2 separate regions of the Homo sapiens genome follow, and region 2 is linked to region 1. The links are chromatin loops, found by intact Hi-C in ENCODE. Cell type or tissue: endothelial cell of umbilical vein. All regions are shown on one strand. Links, peaks and the distances in the headings refer to the core of each region. The heading gives the core; the rest is flanking DNA.

The links. Peaks named below come from ENCODE experiments on the same cell type or tissue, not always from the same donor. Only the 100,000 strongest peaks of a DNase experiment are listed, where the experiment ranks them.
Region 2: a loop joins it to region 1, with 9 times the contacts of the local background. A loop is called at or near these places in 1 of 110 quality-filtered maps.

Annotation. Positions count from the first base shown.
Region 1 is chr6:97,208,922-97,220,884 of GRCh38, reverse strand. All of the region lies in intron 14 of MMS22L (MMS22 like, DNA repair protein), which reads left to right. Among named protein-coding and RNA genes, the nearest start is that of MMS22L, 68 kb to the left of the region's middle. In endothelial cell of umbilical vein, for the core only: a CTCF peak has its summit at 5,629 (motif pointing left); a DNase peak (open chromatin) is centred at 5,634; H3K27ac peaks cover 323 bases.
Region 2 is chr6:97,432,408-97,444,370 of GRCh38, reverse strand. All of the region lies in intron 1 of LOC101927314 (a long non-coding RNA gene), which reads right to left. Among named protein-coding and RNA genes, the nearest start is that of MMS22L, 160 kb to the right of the region's middle. In endothelial cell of umbilical vein, for the core only: a CTCF peak has its summit at 7,205 (motif pointing right); no DNase peak of the experiment used is centred there; H3K27me3 peaks cover 151 bases.

The sequences.
Region 1 (11,963 bases), core at 3,733-7,732:
GTTTTGTTGTTGTTGTTGTTGTTTTAGTGTGTAATGAATCGTTTTCTTTAAAAACAAAGAATTGTAGGAAACAACATTGCCTCACTGCAGTGGACCCATTGGAAATTGTAATGCTATGTTACTGAGTGCTGCTGTAGAAAAAGTAATTTTTAAAGGTACAAATGTGACATATATGTATACCCTTTCTTTTTATAATCAGCTGATTCTTTTGGTAAGGTGGGGAGCGTGTGTCTTCTTTGGTGAATTCCTTTTATCTTCTTTCTTTTATTCTCACAGATGTCATTACCTCTGTTTTTAAAACATTAATACTACTTGCCTAATCACCCTGCCTCCAATGCCTTCCTTCCTCAGATTATCTTTTTTAATGGCTTTATTGACATATAATTCACATATCATAGAGTTTGCTAGCTTTATTCAGATATAATTCACACACCATACAATTTATTGGTTTTTAGTATATTCATAGTTGTTTTGTACCCATCACCACTATTTTAGAACATTTCATTACATTAAAAAGAAACTTTTAGTGACACTCTAATAGACACAGTAGAAAATTTCACATTTCTTATCATGGTCTTTAAAGCCATCCACAGTCTTCTTTTACCTTAATCTGTAACTTTTTCTTGTGATTCTCCTTTAGTCAGATGGAGCTACTAGTTCTCAAGAAATCCCCAAGTCTTTCTACCTTTATTTATATCTTCTTGTCCAACGAAGTTGAGGGTCAAAGTTGACAAGTTTGACCTCTTGTCAAAACCAATTGAGGGTTCAGGCCAGAACATGACCAGTATAGCAGAGCTGAAGCTGAGGACTGAATAAGCATGTCATGTGAGAGTCACTGCTTAGAAAAAGGTTAAGTTGGGGGAATGGAAGTAATTGTCAAAATCAAGAGTCAGAAGTGGTCAGTGTTGGTAATAGTAGACATAGGGGTGAGATGGCAGAGTATAGAAAAAGAAAAAACTAGAGGTATTTGAGGAGAATGGAAAGTGTTTTCAGAAGTTAGTAGTATGTTGATGAGAGGTAGAGATGGAATTAAAGAGCATCATATATGGGAGGAGCCAGTATTCCAGGCAGGAGACTTATGCACACAGCAAGTTTTGCTTTTTGCCTTTGCTTCTTAAGGAACCTCTAGTAGTGCCTGATAGTTGCTGCTGTCAAAACATTGTATTAAAAAGCAGGAGCTTTAAGGTCAGTAAACCTGAGTTCAGATCACCCTCTTTCATTTACCAACAGTGCAATCTTAGGAAGTTACTTAATCTTTTCTAAGTTTCAGCTGCATCTTTGTAAAATAATATCCACCTCATAGGATTTCCATGAACATCTGCTTAGATTTCTGCTGTCCAGTAGGGTAGCACTAGCTATGTGTGACAGTTTAAATTAGTGAATATAAAATAAAAAATTCAACTGTTCTGTAACACCAGCTATATATTAAGTCCTCAATAGCTATATTTAGTTAGTGGATAATGTAGTGGATAGCAGCAGAAAGACTTGCCAAGGGATAGCACTGACTTTGATGCTGCACCTGTCCAGAACATGAATCATAATAAGCTTTCAGTACATTCAATACATGTTGGTTTTCTTCATTTATCTTTTCTTCATTTTTTTGTGAATAATATTCATGTCAAGAAGCTTCATGTCAAGCTTCTCTTGAAATGCATGCTTGTACATTTCAAGAGAAATGTATGCTTATCCGTGTGTTACCAGTTGATATGGTTTGGCTCTGTGTCCCCACTCAAATCTTATCTCAAATTGTAATCCCCACGTGTCGAGGGAGAGACCTATAATCCTCCATGTGTCAATGGACAGAGGTGATTGGATCATGGGGGTGGTTCCCACATGCTGTTCTTGTAGTATTGAGTGAGTTCTCACGAGATCTGATGGTTTTATAAGCATCTGGCATTTTCCCTGCTAGCAGCTCTTCCTCCTGCTGTCATGTGAAGATTTCTGCTGTCCAGTAGGGTAGCACTAGCTATGTGTGACAGTTTAAATTAGTGAATATAAAATAAAAAATTCAATTCAGGGGTCCTTGCTTCCCCTTCACCTTCCTCCATGATTTTGGGTTCCCTGAGGCCTCTCTGGCCATGGGGAACTATGAGTCAATTAAACCTCTTTTCTTTATAAATTACCCAGTCTAGGGTGTTTATGGCAGTGTGAGAACCGACTAATACACCAGTCTTGAATAATCTCTATTCCTGTTGAATTTCCTGAATAGTTACTAAATCTCTAATGTCCTTTATTGTTTTTTACCTTGTGTTGTAATTATTTTCTAAAGGGGAGACATATTCATGAAAAACAATTTATTCAACAAATTTAACTAGTATTTTTGAATGCCTACTATGATAGTAGGCACTTAGGATATATCAGTGAACCAGTCACATGAAGCATATGTAGTATGCACTCATGTATTTTTTACATGAAAGACTAAGATGGTAGAGAGGAAGGACAAAGAAACTTGTATTTATTTAAACCATCACTTTTTCACCATTTCATACTACTTGCTAATGGTTTATACTTGTCCTGAAATTTTATATGCTTATCCAACAATTCTTGCCAGTGTCCATATGCAAGCAGACAACAGTATCCATGCAGTCAGGATATGGATTTAATGCATAATCTGAATTTCATCTCTGTGTTTATTGTCTTCTAAGTACCCATGGGTAGAAGGGACCTCTAGAGGATGATAGGAGGTTTGTTCTTCCCAGTTGAAAGGTTTTCGGTGTTATTGAAAAATTCAGTGTGTTTTCCTTAGTATTTTCTGGATGACTATTATTATTTTATCTTTCTAATTCACTAGTTATCATTGAATTTTTTCCACTGAACTATGGAAACAGGTGCAGCAAGTGGGTCCTTTGAGCCTTTACCTTCCTTTTGAGACATTTCGGAACCAGTCTCTCAAGGCTGGGTCTGCAGGAACACTTTGAATCTACAAGTGCAGATTGTCTGTATTGGGATTAGAGTGGAAGGAAGGCATTTGGAAGAGGGAACTTAGAAAATGGAATGAAGGAAATAATCAATAAAACAATTTAAGAAAATTTCTCAGAACCGAAGATTCTGTAATGAAAGGGCCTATTGAGTGACTCCAGCACAACATAAGAAAATAGAATCACAGCAGGGTCCATCTGTGAGAAATTCAAAATACTAGCTACAAAGAAAAGATATCAAAGCTTTCACAAACGTTCCTCACCCTTGTTAGTCTTCTGGTTTTTTATTTGCTATGCCCCTGATTATAATCTGTAGTTGTAATCTAGGTCAGAGCTGATATTTAACCCCAGTTCCTAATAATTATATAATTAACGTGGGAGGTGAATGAAGCTTTATAATTAGATTTTATTTGGCTGGGTGCAGTGGCTCACACCTGTAATCCTAGCACTTTGGGAGTCTGAGGCAGGCAGATCACCTGAGGTCAGGAGTTTGAGACCAGCCTGGCCGACACGGCGAAACCCCACCTCTACTAAAAATACAAAAAATTAGCTGGGCGTGGTGGTGGGCACCTGTAATCCCAGCTACTCAAGGGCTGAGGAGGCTGAGGCAGGAGAATCGCTTGAACCTGGGAGGTGGAGACTTCAGTGAGCCGAGAATGCGCCATTGCACTCCAGCCTGAGCAACAAGAGTGAAACTCCGCCTCAAAAAAATAAATAAATAATGAATTAAAAATAAAAATATATTAGATTTTTTACAAGATTACTCCTACTTTCAAGAAGCATAGAATAGAATAGAGCTTTATGATTTCTGATTTATAGTTATTACCAAAATTTGAAGTTACCAGTAATATGATTTTTCTAGGATGAAACCCAGAAAATTGTCTTCTCATAATTACAGAGGAAAAAGAGAAAACATAAGGGTGGAGAAAGAACACTGTAAAACAGAAACTAGAGTGAAGAACATTGGATAAAAGGAGAAGGAAAAAATAAATATACTCTGTAAAGAAAGCATTTCATTCCTTTGAAAGTGGATCAATTCAGTTGTTTAGGGAATAGAAGTGCCATGATTATTTTTCTTTACCAGCCACTGGAATATTTCTCTTTAGCAAATGGCAATAAATCAAAAGATGATGGGATGAGGCAAAAGCTACTTTTCCCAATCTTATTTATGTCACTGTGATTCCTAGTCTGAACCCTGTGGTTCACTATAGGTGTTTAGACCACCCAGATCTTTGAAGCTTTAGATGAAATTCAGCAATGAGTTTGTAGGAAGACATCACTACTGTGCTCTTTCATGGCACCACACGGTGCTGTTTCTTAAACCAAAGACAGGCTGTCATAGTAAGTATATTGAAGACTGGTAAATCCCATTCGTGACAGATTGGTTAAAGTTAACTCTTCTCTGACTATGGAATAGGTTAAAAACACCTAAAATTGTGACTTTGGTACATTGACCTAGTTTAAAAAAACTCAGTATGATAAACTGGCATTGTGGCTTTTGGTTATAAAAGGGAAGTACTTGGGAAGCAAGTAAAATTTCAGCATTTACATTCAATAAATGCACTAGAATAAGCTACCAGACTTTTTTTTTTAATGATGTAATATGACAGTGAGGGAAGGAAACCAATCTTAATTATTCCTGTAATTAATTACTTTTGGATTAATAAAACCTCAGAAGGCACTATAAATTGTGGAGAAAATAGATTCATTATAGTTTTAAAATACTTCTAGCTATTCTCACCATCTTACTGTTACCCTAAAGCTATTTTCTTTAAGATGTGTTTTGTAGAAAACATCAGAGTACATGTTTAATGATATGAATTTACTGTTGCCACCATATTGTTTATGGGAAGCAGTTCTTAGCTTTCTTCATCCGCCTTGTGGAAAAAGGTGAGTAACTGCTGTTTGAAATTTTATTTATATTTTAAAGAAATTGAGGACAAACAAGGAGTGAAACTAGCATTTGAAACTCTTAATTTCAATTGTTTCTTCTTTACCTTACAAGATATATATTTTTCTCTCTTTAGGGTATCTCTTGTCAGATTTAAGGCTTATTTAAAATGAAAAGAAAGCTGGAGCAATTTTCTTTATTCCATTTCAGTCTCCTAAGGCCTATTTCCCCCTGGTGAGCTCATAGCAACAGGGGGGTTTAAGGGAATTCAGCTTTCTGCAAATTAATGTCTCACATCATGAAAATTCAGGACTTTTTTTTTTATCTTGAAAAGTAATACAGTGAGTGCGAGTATTATTTCTTGCCAGCGGGTGGAAGATGAATGATTTTGTCACAGTTTTACTGCTTGATGAGCAGTGTCCTGAGGGTCAGGCTTAAGTCTGTGTCACTATGCTGCTCATTACTCTTGAGCTAAATAAGGGCTGATTGGATCTAAATTGCCTAGCACATGGGCCACAGATGAGCTCAGTGAGCAGGGGATGACCTGCTATTCAGTCTGGGAGTAACCCCGGTGTGCAAATGCAGCATTAGAACACTGTGGGAGAATGAGAGGCTACCGGCTGCTGCCAGCAAAAGAAATCGAAATGTAAAAACTCTTTGATGCTGTGATGTTAGAATTTGAAATGTAGGAAGTGACAGGTTGATGGTACTTATCAGCTTTGGCTGGATTAGAGAACAGTGTCATCTTGCTTATATAATGACAGAAGAATGAAGTCAGCAGCTAACTACTGTGCAGAGCAGAGCCGCTGCTGTTGCCACAGCCAGTCATTGCTGCCTCCTACTGGCAGTTTTCCTGGAAACTAGTAAAATATTATAAAGAAAAAATCCTCCTTGTTGGTTTCAAGGAATCTTGAGCTCTTTGGTGGTGAACAGCCGCTAGTGAAACAATGCAAAAAAAAAATATATATATATATATATATATATTTAAAACATGATTAATTGTGAAAAAAATCAGAAATTGGGAAGTTGATTGTTCTAGAATTTTCTAGTGAACCAAGGATTAATCCATTTATGAAGTGAAACTCCCAGGGCAAGAAACCTTGTACACCCTTCCTGGAATAGTATTCTTTCAGGGGGCCTCAACTGGGTTGGTTGATCTCTTAATTACGTATTTTTTTCATCATCAGTAACAGGACTGTGCAAACAACTAATCTTTAAAATCCAGAAACCACAGTGTTAGCACAGTTTGAAAGGCAGCTGATAAAAATATAAAGTAAAAAATGCCCCGATTATGTGGCTTATGCTGCATAAATCTCTCTCTTAAGGAGGAGGTGGGATGGAAGAAAAATGTTTCTCCTATAAGTCAAATGATTTGAAAAAAAAAAAAAAACAAAAAAAATAGTAAAATCTTATGATATAAGATCTCTTTGTTTCATTTTACTCCTACAGCTGTAATTTTTTAAGAAATCAATATTAGGCTGCTATTATATATATTTCTGGTGTTAAACTTAGAAAATGTAGATGGATTTTTTAAAAAGTTATTTAACTCACCATGCTGAGAGAACTACTATTGATATTTTGTTGTATTCTTCTACACATTACTATTCATATACTTTTTTAAAACCAAAAATAAGATTAAATGCTGTTTAGTGGGCTGGCTTCTTCGCTTACTATATCATCAACAACTTTCCATATTGATGACATCTACATTATTATTGGTGTTCATTGTGTAGATATACCATAATATTCCATGGTGTGGATTAACTATTTCTTATTTGTGAAAACTTCTGCTATTTTGAATTTTTCACCATTAGATACAAGGCTGTGGGGAATGTGCTCCTGTGTGTCTTGGCAGGGCTCTTGGGTATTGTACAAATTGTGTGCTGCATAACCTCAAGGGTACCATTCACAGCAGTGTAAATGAGGCTTTGATCTTCATAGACTTGTTTGATTATGTGTAGAAGGTATTTTTTTTAATGATTTGATTTAAAAAATAGAACCTTAGATGTAATTCTTAAAAATGAATGGGAGCCATAGCGTATGTTCAAGATCCAATTACATATATCCAACAGATGCAAATTTTTAACTAGTTGAAAAACCTTAGACTAGAAAATTTTTTTTTAACTTTTTCCAGATTTTTAAAACAAAGCTGTAGTTCTGTAGATGGAAAAACAGATAGGAGGCTTCTAGAGCCTGTGGTGAAATGATAGGTAAAAGGATTAATAAATTAACTTTTATTTTCCAGTATTAGTATTTTTTCTATGCTTGTTAGTATAGGTACCCCACTATTTCTCTAAGCCTTTTTTCTTACTATTAATATCAAATATCAAATAACATTTTCAGTGTAATTTCTGAAGCAGTTGAAGGCTCTAGAGAGTTTTTAATGCCTCTCTTTTACATTTTTATATTATCAAATTTATGTATCTTGCAAAGAATGTAAATAATACAGAATTATATGTAGTAGAAGATGAAACTCATTCTTTTCCTAAACCCTACCCTTCGTCTGCAAAGGGAGCCACTATGAACACTTTGGAGAATATTTTTCCCAGCTGCTATTGCTTCTCCTTTTATCTACACTGCCTCCTTTACCACCTGTTTTATTTTGAAGGGTGGGGGGACAAAAGTGGGATTATACTATGGAAATTTCTACAACCTCTTTCTTTTTTTTTGAGGTGGAGTTTTGCTCTTGTTGCCCAGGCTGGAGTACAATGGCGTGATCTTGGCTCACCACAGCCTCCACCTCCTGTGTTCAAGTGATTCTCCTGCCTCAGCCTCCTGAGTAGCTGGGACCACAGGCATGCGCCATCATGCCTGGCTAATTTTGTATTTTTAGTAGAGATGGGGTTTTTCCATGTTGGTCAGGCTGGTCTTGAACTCCCGACCTCAGATGATCTGCCCACCTTGGCCTCCCAAAGTGCTGGGATTACAGGCGTGAGCCACCATGCCTGGCTGCAACCTCATTTTCTTCACAGAAAAAAATATCAAAGACATGTTACTCTGTCTACAGACACACACACACGCACACACACACACAATGTGCTCATGCACTGTTTAAAACTGTGTAATATCTCAAACTTCATGTATATAAATCAAACGACATTTAACCCAGTGAATGTTTAGGAACTGTACATAGTTTTTAGTTGGCTTGGCTCTTGTTTCCAAGATCCTAGTTGCTTAAAAATTTGATTTGCTTAGCTTATCTAACTGGGATATTCACTGTATTTCAATTTTGTGGGTCATTAATATATCCATTGTCAAAACCATTCGAGCAAATTTTCACTTCAGTCATTTCGTATGTGTGAATCATACATAGAATAGTCTTTTGCTTATAGTAAAAAAAAATTACTGTATTTTTCAAAATGTTACAAATGTGAATTTGAATCCTGACTCTGCTCTTTCACTGTAGTCTTCAACAAGTCTTGTCACTTCTTTGAACCTCAGTCTTTCTGACCTGTAAAATGTGTATAATGATACGTATTGAAGAGCTGATTTGGAGAATAAAAAAGGTAATATATGTCATGTCTAACAGAGTACCTAGCGGTGATTGCTTTTATAATCATTACTGTGTGTTGGTTTCAGAGAAGTAAAGTGAGAGAATGGTTTATTAGACAGAGTTTTCCATTCTAAATTAAGATTTTTTAGGGCTCCATTCTGAATCAGTACAATGATAGGTATTCCATGAAAAGAATACTATTTATGCTTTAAGTACATAAATTGCTTTCTTGGTCACATCTCTGTCCCCTTTTATTTTTCTTATGTCTTTGGAGAAAATTCTGCTGTATTAATTTTGTGCTTATGCATGAAACAGAAATGTCTGTATTTTCCAGCCAGTACACTTATTGAGTGCCCATCAAGTACCTGCCATGACAGACTTTGTGCTGGTATTGGAGAAAGTAGAGATGCATAAAATCAGAATGCTGCTCTTAAGTGCCCCACAGTGTAGTGAGGTAGACATATAAACAAATAAATGAAATACACTGTGATGGATAGAATAATAGACAGATGTTGGAGACTTTTCTTAAAACTTCCATGTCACTTACAGAATTTTCTCTGAGATTGCCCTACATAAAATAAAGCATGTGATTAGATTATGTGGCAGTAAGTCAGCTACACTATGTCATATAGATGATAGGTGGCAAATATTAGAAGGGAGGAATTTTAAGTCTTTAGAAGTTTGTGTTTATTTAGATAGCAGTTCAAAAGTTTTTAAAGTTTTTCCTGACATCTTTCACACATTCCATTAATAATAAAAATAATTAACTTTGCTACTTGTACACATATTTAAGGTCTTGAGTGAATTGTTATTATAGCACTGTGTTATTGATACACTTTGCCGCATTTCTTTCTTCTGACATCTACTTTTCTACTTCTGACATTAGGTGTCAGAGAATGGGAATAGAAGAAAAATAGATGTCAGAAGAATATTTTAATATGAAAAAATAGATTCTAAAACCAATGTAGTATTGCTTTGTGCATTTTAAAAAGTTTATGTACATGCTAACAACACGGATGCTACATAGAGCTGTGCAACTTCCTTTTTTTCTAATGCATTACACTTTTGAGGTATACTACTAGAAGATGAAGATTTTACATTAGGGAAATGAAAGATTAAGTCAAGAAGAAGAAATCTTTTGATATGTTTGCTTTGAAAAGCCTATAACACAGAATGTGGATTGTTCTGATACCCTCTTATTAAGTAATCTATTTTTTCTTTTAATATTAATTTGCCACAAAATTGTATTAAATACATCAATCTTCTATACATTACGTATGTTGCAAATATATTGGCCCCACTTGAAATTTGCATTTTATGTATTTTTTTGGATGTGTAAAAGTTTTAAGGGATTTTTATATATAAATGTCATAATCTTAAAAAATTATATACACACACACAAAAGTAAACAGCTAACAGTTTTTTAATTGTGGTTTCCTAAGAGGAATTCCAATGTAATTCAGCAAATGTTTTTTGAATGCTTCTGTGTCCCAGAACTGTGCTAGTAAGTACTCTTGTGTACATGAAAATGTTCCTGCACTTGTAGAGCTTATAGTATAGTAGAAAGCATTTATACTATCATGCCATTTAATGCCACCAAGTTTTTATGTCTCCATGGTCATTCCTTTTTAAATTCTGAAATGGTTGGACCATTAATTTGATACAAAATATGGAATCTCTTACATTCTGCAGACTACTCATGGAAGATGGTAAGTGGCCTCTGGAATATAAGAAATTACATATATTAGGTTGAATTAATGGTCCAGCTATTTCAGAATTATATTACAGTAGAAGTTTTGTGAGAACGTGTAACCAAAATATCCCTTGTTTCCCAGAAGGCAAGTGTATTTTGCCTAATTTAGAGATTCAACACAGTTCAGTCTTTCCATGATTTCTATATGGACTAATACAACACAGTTCAATCTTTCCATGATTTCTATATAGACTAATACAGTCATGTCTTGTCTTTTGGTATGCTGTTCTGAATTTGTCATTTAGAATGTACTAGTGGGCACCAGGAACTTGAATAACTTAAATATATGAACTTGTTTACATGTTGGACAGATGTATTTATTCTCATTGGAATAATGATTGTGGGAGAATGAGTCAGATTAAATTTCATATACATAAATGAATCTTTTCTCTTACTGTTTTTTATGGCATTTATTTTGGAAACCCTGAAGTTAGAGAATCCTTTCTTCACCCTGTTGTCTGCTTTAGTTCTTTTCTTTATGTTTAATACAAAGATTCAAAGTGAAGGGGATAGGTTAAAATTGATACCTGATTCTGTTCACTTATTATCTTGCATATTAAGCACTTTTTATATCTCCTTGGTTATTCATTAATACAGTATCTACATTTATTTTAGGAGCAAGAACTACTGGTTTAAGGATATATAAGATTTTTAGGAAAAAGCAAAAGGTTGGATATGAAGTGATGGAAAGAGCCTTTTGTACCTAATTCAGCTCTAACTCTGGGACCTCAGGCAGGTCCCCATATTTTATTTCTTTCATCTGAAGGATAAAGGATTGGATTAGATTACTTTAGTGTTTCTAATTATATCAATTATATATTGAATATTTTAACATTTTTAAGCAAATTTGCTTTTCTCTTTAAAGTTGATATAGGAAATGGAAATGTGATTTACACTGCCAGCACGATTAAATTAAATTTTACTAAATTACCATTATTTAGTTTTCTGCTTATATAGAGCTGCTTTTTCTCACTTTATGTAGCATGCATAAAATAAAATTACAAAAAAAGAATGACATAGGAAAGACTTTTCTTAAGCATCAATTTATAGTGCTACAAATATTATCAAATATTTACTTTGAGTGATTTTTAGATATGTATTAGTTAAATAATTTAGTCAAAAAATACTGAGATAGCTGTGTTATTCAAGAAATCTTTTTCGATAGAGACATAATAACTATGTCATAGTTGATTACTAAACAGCATATTTGCTTAGGGCCTTTTGTATGTCAGAGACCTTAAGCAGTTTGAGTTCTCATTATCTTTTGCTTTGGGTTGAGGAGAGATTTGAAGAGAAAATTACTAATAAATTGGTTGTAATTGTAGATAGCTTGAGGTCAGTGAAGGTAGAAGAGTACCCAGGCAAGTATTTCTTGGGTGCTTTGTATGGACTTACTCTCTTACCGGTACTAGATAGGATATGAGAAAAGCACAAGATATTCTCTAGTTGGAGTATATGATAGCACACAGAATATTAAAAAGTAGTAGTGGGATACTGTAGTAATTCAGTAACGCTTTTGAGTGCTATTAGTGCAAAATGCTTTTTGGTTTGTGTGCAAAAATAAGGATTAGATTCTGTTCTTGGGGAAATTATTTTTTAGTAAACCGTACATGTGTATAACTAGTGTAAAGTGAAAATTAATGAGTAATGAACACTTGAAGATATTTGGGGGATTCATCAGTAGGAGAAGGAAGAAAAAGGGTGGAAAGAAAGGATTAGGAAAGATATTTTGAAATAGATGGCCTTTGAACTGGGTATTCAAGAAGTAGGATTTATACCTGTGATAAGGAAGGAGGAGGGGTAGGGAGAGCCTCTTGAAAGAGGTTGGATGTGAGTGGCAATTACCTAAGTTGTTGAAGAAGAGAAGTGAGGAAAAAAATGCTAAAACAGGAGAGTGACTTAAGAACT
Region 2 (11,963 bases), core at 4,915-8,914, 220 kb before region 1:
CATTGTAAAGTACAATCCCTTTAATCAAGCACAACTTACAACAACAACAACAACAAACACAAGTTTTGAAAAATATTTTGGTTGTATCAGATTTCTTAAGAGCCTTCCACAGAAAGTTCCAAGTTCCTATCATAGAGTTTAAAGTGTTTTCATCATAGGAACTTTAATGTTAACATCCTTAGAACTCAGTGAAAGACAATGACCATATTGTAAGAAAAAAAAATCATTTATCTTTATTTTTGTATTAAATCATTATTCTGCTTGAGGCTTAAGAGATTTATTTTTAAACTTCTGAATATAGAAGAATACTAGGTTAGCAAATTATTTTGGAAAAAGTAATTTTAACACATTCCACATAAATGGGCTTTTGGAGAGTGAATTTAAATTTTCCTACTGTGCCGCTAAGCACCTTTGTATTAATAAGCAAAAGAAAAGAAACTGTCTACTACAGCAGTCAAAGTATCCTTTGGTTGCTCTATTGCAGGATATGTAGAGCTTATGTAAAGGGCTACCAGGCTACCAGGCTTTCAAAAACCTGTAACTCAAATTCTAAAGTGAGGCCAAAGATCACCTACCTCTACGTGTAAACCTAACTTAAATTCTAAGAAAAGGCTAAAGATCACTTCTACCTGTAATCATTTGAACCTGATTTCTCATTTGTACAAATGAAAAAGGCTTTTTAAAATATTGCTGTTAAATGTATCATTTCAAAACAAGGCCATGCTACATCTGGGGAGCCAGGGAAGTAGAGGCCGTGATGAAGAATGGAAAAAAAAAAAAAAAAAGTGGCTTTCCTGACTTTCTTAGCCCCTGGTACTTGAGTTGAATAAATAACAATAGGGCAATTCTGTAGTCTTTGAGTACACTAAACTTTTTTAACCCATGTTAAAAAAAAAAAAAAGCCAAAAGTCAAGCTAAATTATATTTCCACCCTTAAAATTGTCACGACGTATTTAAAGATATCAGCCTTTAATATCACATACAATGGACTACCTTTAATTATCCAAAAATGATGTGTGCTATTTTTTCATATATAAAACTCCCATTTTACCAGGAATATAGGCCAAATAGGTTTAATTATTCTGTTATGAGTAGTAATTAAAGTGTTAGGATAAATACCTGATAAATAACAAATCAGTCTAAGTTTTGAGCACTTTAGTTAGTTTGTTTTTTAATACAGATAATTGACTACAGAATTAAATCGCAAACTGAAAAATAGAAATCACCCATGTATTATCATTCACCTCACAGCTAATCTTTGCTCTTCCTAATTTTTCTTTCTGCCAGTAATTCAAATCCATGAATCTCTAAGATAGTTAACCTTTAAGGAAAGGATTTTTGTCTTTGTCCAGAATTTTAACTTAGCAAAAGAGAAAAATAGGACGTGAAGTCAGACGATCTGGGACCAAGCCTTGGCTAGGTAATAGAGGTAATCACTAAATTCTTAAAATTTTAAGTCTCTTCTCTGTAAAATGGGCCTAGCACCACCCAGCTCCCAGTGTGATAATGAAGGTTAAATGAGATAATGTGCTGTTGGGCAAATAATTGGCAATAAATATCTTTTTACTTCCTTTAAAATAGGAATATAATTTTCTAATAGAAGTTTGCTTTTCTTTTATTGCTGGTTTTAATTTTTTCAACTTTTACTTTAGATTCAGGGAGCACTTATGCAAGTTTGTTACCTGGTTTTATTTCATAATGCTGAGTTGTTGTTTTAAATTGCATCTAAGAAAGAAGTAAATGAACCTATATATAAGTCACGTTAGAATTTATAACAAGTAAAATCAGCACCATGTACTTTAGAATCTGAGGGACAAGAAAAAGGGTTCATGTTATCTTTCAGGTTAAAAGATGCACTTGGATGGTCCAAGGGACTTGAGGTCCTATTTTTTCCCAGTTTTCTCACCTTTCACATTTCTTACTTTTATCCTAATGTCCTACTATCATATTTTCTGGATCTCATTCACATACTTTTTATAGATCATTATTCCTGAAAACAAATGAGAATTTGTTTTCAAATTCCAACCAGCCTATAGAATTGAGTGAAGTAGTCCAAGTCTAAATACAACTGATGACTGGACTTTCAGCCATATACATTTCTTAATTATTTTAAAGTAAGTTATAGATAAAGTATTAATGAAGTATTCAAAAAACTTTTATAAAATCTATTTATAAATCTAAAATTATTATACTTTAAATATAGATATGTTTTTTCCTCTTTCAGTTATAGTGTATTTTAAATATTCATTTCAGAAATACATGAATGCCAAAATTAAAATAACCTAGTTAAAATTATCACTAAAATATATACGTATATATATATATATTATATATATATATAATATATATATTCAGCTATATAACCTGAGTATGTGAGTATTTCTTTTAGGAAGCCTTTAGCCTCCAGGCATTCCTTTTAAACTCTTTCTAAGGTATGTCCATAATTATGTTCCCACAATGTGTTACAAGAAAAATATAAATTTCAATGATCTAAAATGATCATGACATCAAGTTTGAAAAATTTTTTACTACTTATGTTGTTAGTCATTAAAAAAATTATAGGCAGTTTAATTTCCAATGATTAACGAAACCACTTATACAATTTTTTTCACATTTTGGTATCAAAAACCTTTATTAAAACACTATTTTGAAAATGTATTTTCTCAGTGGCTTGTACATCCTATCTCAGAATGATTTTCTTTCATTTCCTAGAACTCTGTTTTTGCAAAGAAGATGTAAAGCTTCGTCTCAAAATTAATTATTTTAATTAAAAATAAAGTATTAGTTTTAAAGATATCTGTGACATAAACCATTGAGAATCCTTAATATACACAGGCCATATTAATATTCCTAATGTATACTGTATCATATTCTTCCTATGTATATTAGATCCTTATGGTAAATAGGAAAAGGACAGATTTGATTTAAAACAAAATAAACCATCCTTGCTTTTTTCTTAAAAGGCAAACTATTTCTTTTTAACTAGAAAGTGTTTTATAATTATCCACTTGTTCACCATCCTTAATATAAGAAAGGAAAGTGTGTATATTTATTTTACTAGTTGATAAGTTAAAACATGTCGAAAGAGTACAAATTGTGGTGTTTTCATTAGAAAATATAAATAAAAATATTAAACTCCAAAATATTTTTATTATAAATTGTTTTTAAATGTCTGCTTTCTCTATGAATTTAAAATGATTGGCTTGAGCACAATATTAAGTAAAAAATAAAACAGTTTTCCTGCCTGAAAGACTCCTGAATAAAGAGAAAATTATTTTTGGATTTCCCTCTTGATCAGATATGAAATATTCTGAAACGCCACCACTATAATTTGATAAAAAGCTTGATATCTCCAAATGAAAATAGGACTCAGCACTTTCATTTTTCTGTCTCTAAAGGAACCTGGGTAAACTGATTTTTTTTTTAAATGAAAATCTCAGGCATAAAGGTGGCAGTAATGAAGCAAGCTTAAATATGTGCTGACCTTTGAAATGAACTGCAATCCGCGTTGTTTGGCCAAGGATCTGACTGTGTTACTGTCTCCATCTATTTCTAGCATGAAAGATGTGGGGGTTGGAGCTGCTCTGCTCTCTGGTGGATGTTGACAGCATGGCTGCAAACGCAGCAGCACCGAAAGAGACAGCTACATACCAGGGATCGAAAAATTAACCACACAGCTGTCAGAGACAGAACTACAGCGCAGATATTTTCTAAAAACCTTGATGGCAAGACAAATGATAAATATGTTTCAGTTTTCTAAATGCAGTATATTTTGTGTTAAGAGGAACATTGCTGTTAGGAAGAGGAGGTAAATTGACAATATATAAAATTATCAAGTGATTTGATAAATCATTAAAAGTTTCAGCTAGTTTTCTTAGGGAGTGCACACATAGAAAAGTATACAGCCTCAAGAATCACACTTTTTGAATTAAATACATAGTGAGATTTTAAATAATTGTCAACGTTCCTGGAGTAACATTTTCTCATTATGATTTATTATTATTATTATTATTATTTTGCTTAGGATAAACAGTTCATAGATAATTAGTTTATGCAATATTGAAGGACGTGTCTCTTTTAAATAATTCCTAGGGATTCTCAGAAGCTTCAAAATACAGCCTAGCACCATCTCCTTTAGTTGTGGACCATCTAAAGGTCTGTACCTCAGTTTTATCAGCTATTAGTGGACTGCCTCTACAAATCTCACTCTTTAAAAAATGAAAAATGCATAAAAAACATGCTGAAGAACACTAAAGCTACCACAGTTTGCGATATCGCAATTAAGTGAAGTCTATATCTTTGGTATAATCTATAAGCACTTATAAGTGAAAATGGATTTCCTCATAGAAAAATTTAATACACATCTCCTTGTTCTAGTTTACCATAAACGTAGTCATCAACTCAACAGCCACTGACTAAAATCTCACATTGTGTTCAGCAACGAGGCATATTAAGTGGCAGAAGATATGGTCCTTGCAGTCAATGATTTGCAGGCTTTGAAGAGTGGTATGTATGTAAAAAAATGTTAAATGACATAAGTCAATAGTCAGTCAAGCACTCAATTGAGCATGTGGTATAGTTGCATCTGATATGAGAGAATCAAATGCTGATATTGGAATGATCCTGAATTGCCATTTCTCACTGGTGTTTTACTTTCATTTGGATCACCTATTCCAGTCTCTTAACAACAACAATAACAAAATACAGAACTTGAAAATAATATTTTCTTGTGGCAGGAATATAAAACTCAAGAATGTTGAAAGGAATGCTTCATAAAATTAGCTATACTAAAGGAAACATTATATATATGTGTGTATATATAGACATACATATATATTCCAAATCCCTGATCTAGCAATTTTTAACCTCAATAAAAAGGACTATTTCTATTCAGTAGTAACCAGAGATTTTGATTGAGTTATGCCTCCTAGAGGAAAAAATTATGAGAAACCTGGATATAAAACATTGATTTCTTTATGGTCCAGAAAAAATGTATTTAAGGGAATTTTAAGGTACATATGAGTTAAAAACTATTTATAATATTTCCTCTCTCATTCAGCAAATTTTGGATTTCCAATGTATATTCCAGAAGTCACATTCTCTAAATGAGTAAATAATACAGGCGCGACTTTTTTAAAAAGTGCCTTGTTGTACCTAAGTGCACTGCAGGACATCTGGCACATTTCATTCTGAAATGATGTTTATCCACAGAAATGCCATCAGTGGAAGATGTATTGAAAAGCTGAAGGTCTATTAAGGGAGTATGGGACAGCTGCATACATTCTGTAATCTGTATAAGGCCATGGAAATGACACAGCAATACCCCATCTGTGGCTTTGGTTTACAGAGCTTTGAATAAAAATTCAAGATCAAACTTCACTTGTTACAGAAAAGAAGAATGCTAAAAGAAAGCTGGTATTAATGGGCTCAAATATAAAGGTCTGTTACTGTTACCTTTCTCCTTAATATAAAATATTTTATGGAATTTCTACACCTTCAATAAATACTAATATTATATATTCACCCCTTAATGTTATTTGAAAAACTGCTTGTGGAGAACTACAGTTTGCACTTTTATAATTTAGGCCATTTGTGAATAGGCTTAAAACTTGCAGAAGTGCTAGGACGGAGTAGGGCAGATGTTCAAACTTCCCTATTTGGGCCTGCCAAGTCCTTCATTCTGGACCTACAATACCCCAGCCAATTCAAAACTCAATGTCTCTTAATAGAGATTACTAATCAAGCTGATTTATGTGGTAGTTTAGGAGGTGGGGTCATTCTTTTTTTAGTGGTGTTGTTTCTAAAGAAAGTTTAATGCTCACAAAAGCCTCAGATTGACAGCTCCACAAAATGGAAATTCACAGAACAGAAGTATCACATGCTAGGGGGATACAGCCACCCCTTATGCTAACCTGCCAATTCACAATTTCAACCTGCAAGGATCTGCCACCGAATTCAAGAGATTAATTCAGTCCCTGTGCCCGTTCAATCCTTTGCCAATAAGGAGGCCAATTAGTTTCAACTACACTGGTTAGTTTACTTCTGCCTTTATTTTTTTCTAACGGGGGCATTTTCTCTCCATCATTTGGATGATTTTGACCCCCAATTCATTTCAGGTTACTATGAAATGGCTGTCAATCACTTGAAACCAAAGCCTAATGTGACCCAAGGCCTGAGGTGAAAAGTTCAGTCATTAGATATTGAAACCATCCAGCTCTCTACTGTGGTGAGTTTCATACAGCTCACAGGAAAACAACAATGAAATTCATAATATTAATAAGTTCAAACTCATATTGTAAATCTCTATTTAAAAATGACAGTCAACTAATTAACACGTTTAGCTGGCCTCAGTTAACTTCCAGTCTAAAAATGTCAATTGGAAGCTTTCATTAACTCATATATATATTTCTTTTGTGCATTCATAAAATAAATATATCTCAGAAAAGTTATATTTTTGTCAAGAATTAAAATATTCACCATATTGAATTATGACTTAAATTTCATTTTAGCCTTATATTCCTAGAAAATAAAGTCTCAGTAATGCTATAAAAGTGCAATGTTACCAAAAAAAGGTAAAGATACTTCTGAGATTTTTTTAATTTAGCAAATGAAAATATTCGATGCAAATATGGTGCTACTAACACCTGAACTCCGAAGGATAGTAGAGAGATGAAAGAATAAACAAATAAATTGAAGAATAATATATTCTTAGTAGGGAGTAAATGTGTAGGATTTTTTTTCCAAAAGCAGAAATAGGTGAAATAACATTTTAATTCTTCACAAACATTTATTTCCGAAAAAGAGCTAACAGAATGGGTTTTAATATTAGGAAGGGGAACAAAGAGCCTGAGGCATCTGAGGGAAGGGGGTGTGCATGATGAAGGAGGAAGGATCACAGATGAGAGATTGATCCTGAAGGCTTCTGTTGACATTGTCTTTGTGAATAAAGCATCTACTATGCCCCCAAGTCTTCCACTTGGCACAAGGCTAATGGGATTTGCATATGCCACAATAAACAATAGGTCTTTAAACAACATGCTGGCAATGCTAGACAAAGATCGAGACTGTGATATTTGGTAAATATATTTCTGAGCTATCCGTATTTATCTCCACTAAATTCAGAAACTTCCAAGTTATTTTCTTCCCCCTGAACTGCAGTCAGGAATTCACAACGGCACAAGTTCTCTAGTCTACCCCTAGAGGGCAATAGAGAAGGCAAGAACATTGTGGTTTGTAATCCAAAAAGGTGGAGAATGGGTAGGGGGCAGAAATAAAAAAATGTTTAAAAGCAAGCAAATTTATCAGTACAGCATTTCCAAGGACTGACAGCCAATTTTATCCTCAAAAAGTACTTAGTGTTTCATAAACCAAAAAAATTAATCCTATTTCTGCTACAATCTACTATAAGTATCATTATTAATGCTTAGAAAAATATCCAGAAAGTGCAGCTTAAAGAGAAGGAACACCAACCAAAAACCACTCAAATAAAACCAAAAACTTTTTTTTTTTTTTTTTTTTTTGAGACGGAGTCTCGCTCTGTCGCCCAGGCGGGACTGCGGACTGCAGTGGCGCAATCTCGGCTCACTGCAAGCTCCGCTTCCCGGGTTCACGCCATTCTCCTGCCTCAGCCTCCCGAGTAGCTGGGACTACAGGCGCCCGCCACCGCGCCCGGCTAATTTTTTTTGTATTTTTAGTAGAGACGGGGTTTCACCTTGTTAGCCAGGATGGTCTCGATCTCCTGACCTCATGATCCACCCGCCTCGGCCTCCCAAAGTGCTGGGATTACAGGCGTGAGCCACCGCGCCTGGCCAAAAACTTTGAGTTAATATGAATAACATTGTTTTTAAAACTTATTCAAAACTTTATAGTGTCCATATTGATACAAACACCTCTAAACTTAAAATAACCATTAACAATCACTGGCAATGTAAATACATGAATAATAAATCTGCTTTTATTTCCAGTTGCATATTTATATGACATTTACATATGTATGAAGATCTTTTAAATGTTTGTTTTGACTAATTTTAGAAATCAAAAAAACTTGCCAAAATAATACAGAGTTCCGTATACCCCAACTCAGTTTCCCCTAGTGTTAGCATTTTGTACTTAGACATAGTTATCAAAACCAGGACACTGATTTTTGTACAATAATATCAACTAAACTATAGACTTCATTCAAATTTCTCCAATTTTTCCACTAATGTCCTTTTTCTGTTATAATGTCCCATCCAGGACACCACACTGCGTTTCTTTGTTATTTTTCCTTAGGCTCTTCTAATCTATAATTGTTCACCAGTCTTTCCTTATCTTTCATGACCTAGAAACTTTCTAAGTTGTGAGTTTTGGCAAGAATACCACAGAAGAGATATTGTGTTCTGTTCAGAACATCATTTCAAGGGATTCATGTTGTCACTATGTGTTACAACTAGTGTTAACATTGATCGCTTGACTAAGGCAGATTTCTGACATTTTTAAAACTAGAAACTTAATTATATTCTTTTTATACCAAAATTCACAGCCTTTTAAATGTACTTAATAACAAAAACTTCCATACTACCAAAGTAGAATAGCCAAGCTAGTGACTCAGTAATATTCCTTGAAGAATAATATATGCTATTAGTGTACACTAGTCCTTGAAGAATAGTATAAGCACTGTGCTCGGTGGGCTTCTTAAGTGGAAAAAAAGAGATTTTGATTAAGTAAATATTATTGTTAATTGTCCCTTTTTGTAAGACCCAAAGGCACTTCTTCAATATAAGAACATATATCCCCTCATATCATTGCCAAATTTGAATTATATCTATCACTCTACTCATGGTGTCTTTTTGCCTGCATGCTCTTCCAGACCAGCTCAAAACAGTTCAGAACCATAGGATGGAGAAAAGAGAGCTTCATATCATATTTTCTAATGTCCTTTTTTATGGCATAGTCACAGCAGAATGATCCCAGGTGGAGAGAACAGTTCAATGGGAAATATCATTAATACAAGAGGGTCTCCAACTAAAACTACAATAGTGGATTGGTCTAGAGACCCTAAAACAACCCTCAGAGATATAAAGTGAGTATGAGACATCAGTTCTGGAGACCTGGAAAATCTCTGAGAAAATGCCCAATGGATCCTTCAGGCTATGTCAACAACCACTGCAGTCTCTTGGCCTCCAGGGTGCTTCCTGTGGAATCACTGTCTCCTATGCTCTTCATTGTTCAATTCTAATGTGATGTCCACTAGGAAGCATGCCCTGACCTCCTACAATCTACATCAGAGAGAAGCGATAGCCCCTCTTATTATATAATGTGTAGTTTCATATTACTTTACCCTCTTTCACCATTCTGGCACTTATTTCTTAACATCCTTTTTCCCGACTATGCTGAGAGTCTTTAAGGATATGAATATGAAACATATTTGTTTCCCCAGTGCCACCAAGCAATGTGCCTGATACCTGTCGATACTCAACAAATGTTTGCCATGGCATATAGCTAGCTCTTCTTTGGTGACACAGGGTTCAATCAATTTGGGATACTACAGAAGATTCTTTTAGCCCTTGTGAATAGGACAATAAGGAAAGAAAATCTATTGAAACAAGCAAATCATCTGAGGCTCCTAAAAGTGAAGAAGAATAATTTTTCACACACTATTTCTTTTAGATTTTTTCCCTTAAGCTTAATTTTAAAGTTCCACAAAAGCATAGCGGGCTTGTTCCACTTGAGACACAATAGAAAATTGAGAATAGAAAGGATAAAATGCAATTTTGCTTTAGCCACCAATTACAGAGGTTAAAGAAAAATATGTCCTAGGTCAGGTGCAGTTGCTCACACCTGTAATCCCAGCATTTTGGGAGGCCAATGTGGTAGTATTGCTTGAGACCAGGAGTTTGAGACCAGCCTGGCCAACACAGTGAGACCCTGTCTCTATGAAAAATTTAACAAAAATTAGCCAGGTTTGGTGGCATGCACCTGCAATCCTAGCTATTCAGGAGGCAAAGGCAAGAGGATCCCTTGAGCCCAGGAGTTCAAGGTTACAGTGTATTATGATCATGCCACAGCAATCCATCCTGGGCAACAGAGTGAGACCCTGTCTCAGAGAGATAAAGAGGGATGGAGAGAGAGAGAAGGAGAGGAAGAGACAGAAAGAGAGAGAGAGAGAATGTCCTTTCTCTTAAGTATAGCATGGATTGGTCACTACCTAAGTAGATATAGACACTGTCTCTCTGATATACTCTGGATGCTATAATTAAAGGGTAGGGGAGAGGGAATAAGGAACCCATAGAGCCTCTGCTTAGAAGAAAGGAGATAGCAAGAGCAGAAATCATAGCAAAAAGAAAGAGATGTACCTTGGAAGGACCTTGCCATTGATCCTGTAGGGTAAGATTCTAGGACACTTAGTTTAACTCAATTCAATGTTCATTTATAGCTACTATCATCTTCAAATCAGGAGTCCAGCTGGGAGAGAGCTATAGTTATTAGTGAGAAATTAATTGAAAACAATTTTTATTTTAGGGCATTTTGTGTGCTTTGTTGTGTTTGAGGATGCAAGAGGAGGGATTATTGAACGCCAAAATTCATGCAAGTCCCATCTGTCCTTCAATTCAAATAACACCATCTCAAAATTTTAACCTAGAAGTGACTGACAGCCCATTATGTACCATGTGCTACATGCTGGGAATAAAAGGACAGTAACACAGCCTCTACATTCGAGAGTACTTACAAATCTCACTAAGGCAGCAAACTTCTCTTATACAATGAGCCAGAACTATAGAATACAAACATAAACAGAGGATATGAGAAAATAGAAGCAGGAATAACTAACTTAAATAAATAAATCCAAGAACTAGAAGTCACTAATGAAGTGACAGAAAAATTATACAGAATAACAAGGGGATAGAGAAAAACCCCAATTATTTCAAGAGCCTTATACTAACAGAACTCTATAAACCTATTATTTTTAGCAGTTTAATCTATAGATTTCTAAAAGCAGTCTGCATCAAGAATCTGAAATATATAACTTTAAAGGAAGGATAAGCAAGAAAGAGGGAATAGTAAAGGTTATGTTAGCCCTCCATTAAAACATACAACTGTCCCACATTTGTATTTTTAGACCAAAAAGTTTCAAGACAGAGATCTGGCATAATGTGTGTTAACTCCTCTAAAAGGCTGGCTTTATAACTCTTGACACAAAGAGACAGCTCACATTATTGTTGGGATAAATACTGTTCAGATACCTGAAGAAATTTCAGACTCAATTTGGATGGGCTGCCATTTGTCCTTTGTTTACCATGACTAAAACTACACTTACCCTGAGGGGTATGTCATTAAACTATCTGTAGCATTTTTTTTTCTCTCACTTATTTTTGGACTGAACTGCTGAGTATGTTCTCCTCTGAAGAAGAGGAAATAGTGCAGGATTTTGAGTCCACACCAAGCCTCAGTGACATCAGTGGCCATAGAAAGACATTTTTATGGTTACTACTCTTTAGAGTATTGGGTTTTTGTTGAATCAGCTTTTGCATTTCAGATTCTAAAAACTAAATTATGTATCATACAATAAATTAGCAACTCACCAAAATTACTACTTAATACAGATCATAGTTGCCTTTGAATTTTGCTAGTCAGGAAAATTTTTAAAATTTGCATTCATCTTTAAAGACTAACACAGAGGGAAAGGTAGATAATTCATAAATTCAAGCTCACAATTCTATATGAGAGTCTTCCCAAACCAGTGTTCTGAGTCATTTAAGCAATGACAAATATTCATTTCTGCATTTGAAAAATTAAACACTTAATTAACTACATTTATTTAAAGTCACCAAAAGTCTCACCTTGTCATGTCTAATAAACATATATGGCAGCATACTGGTAGCTCAGAATATTATATGTGTGTATAATCAGTTTCAATTAATAATATGTACAAACATCTCCAGGAAGAAAATACATGAATCTTTGTACAAAGCAGTTTTAAGTAA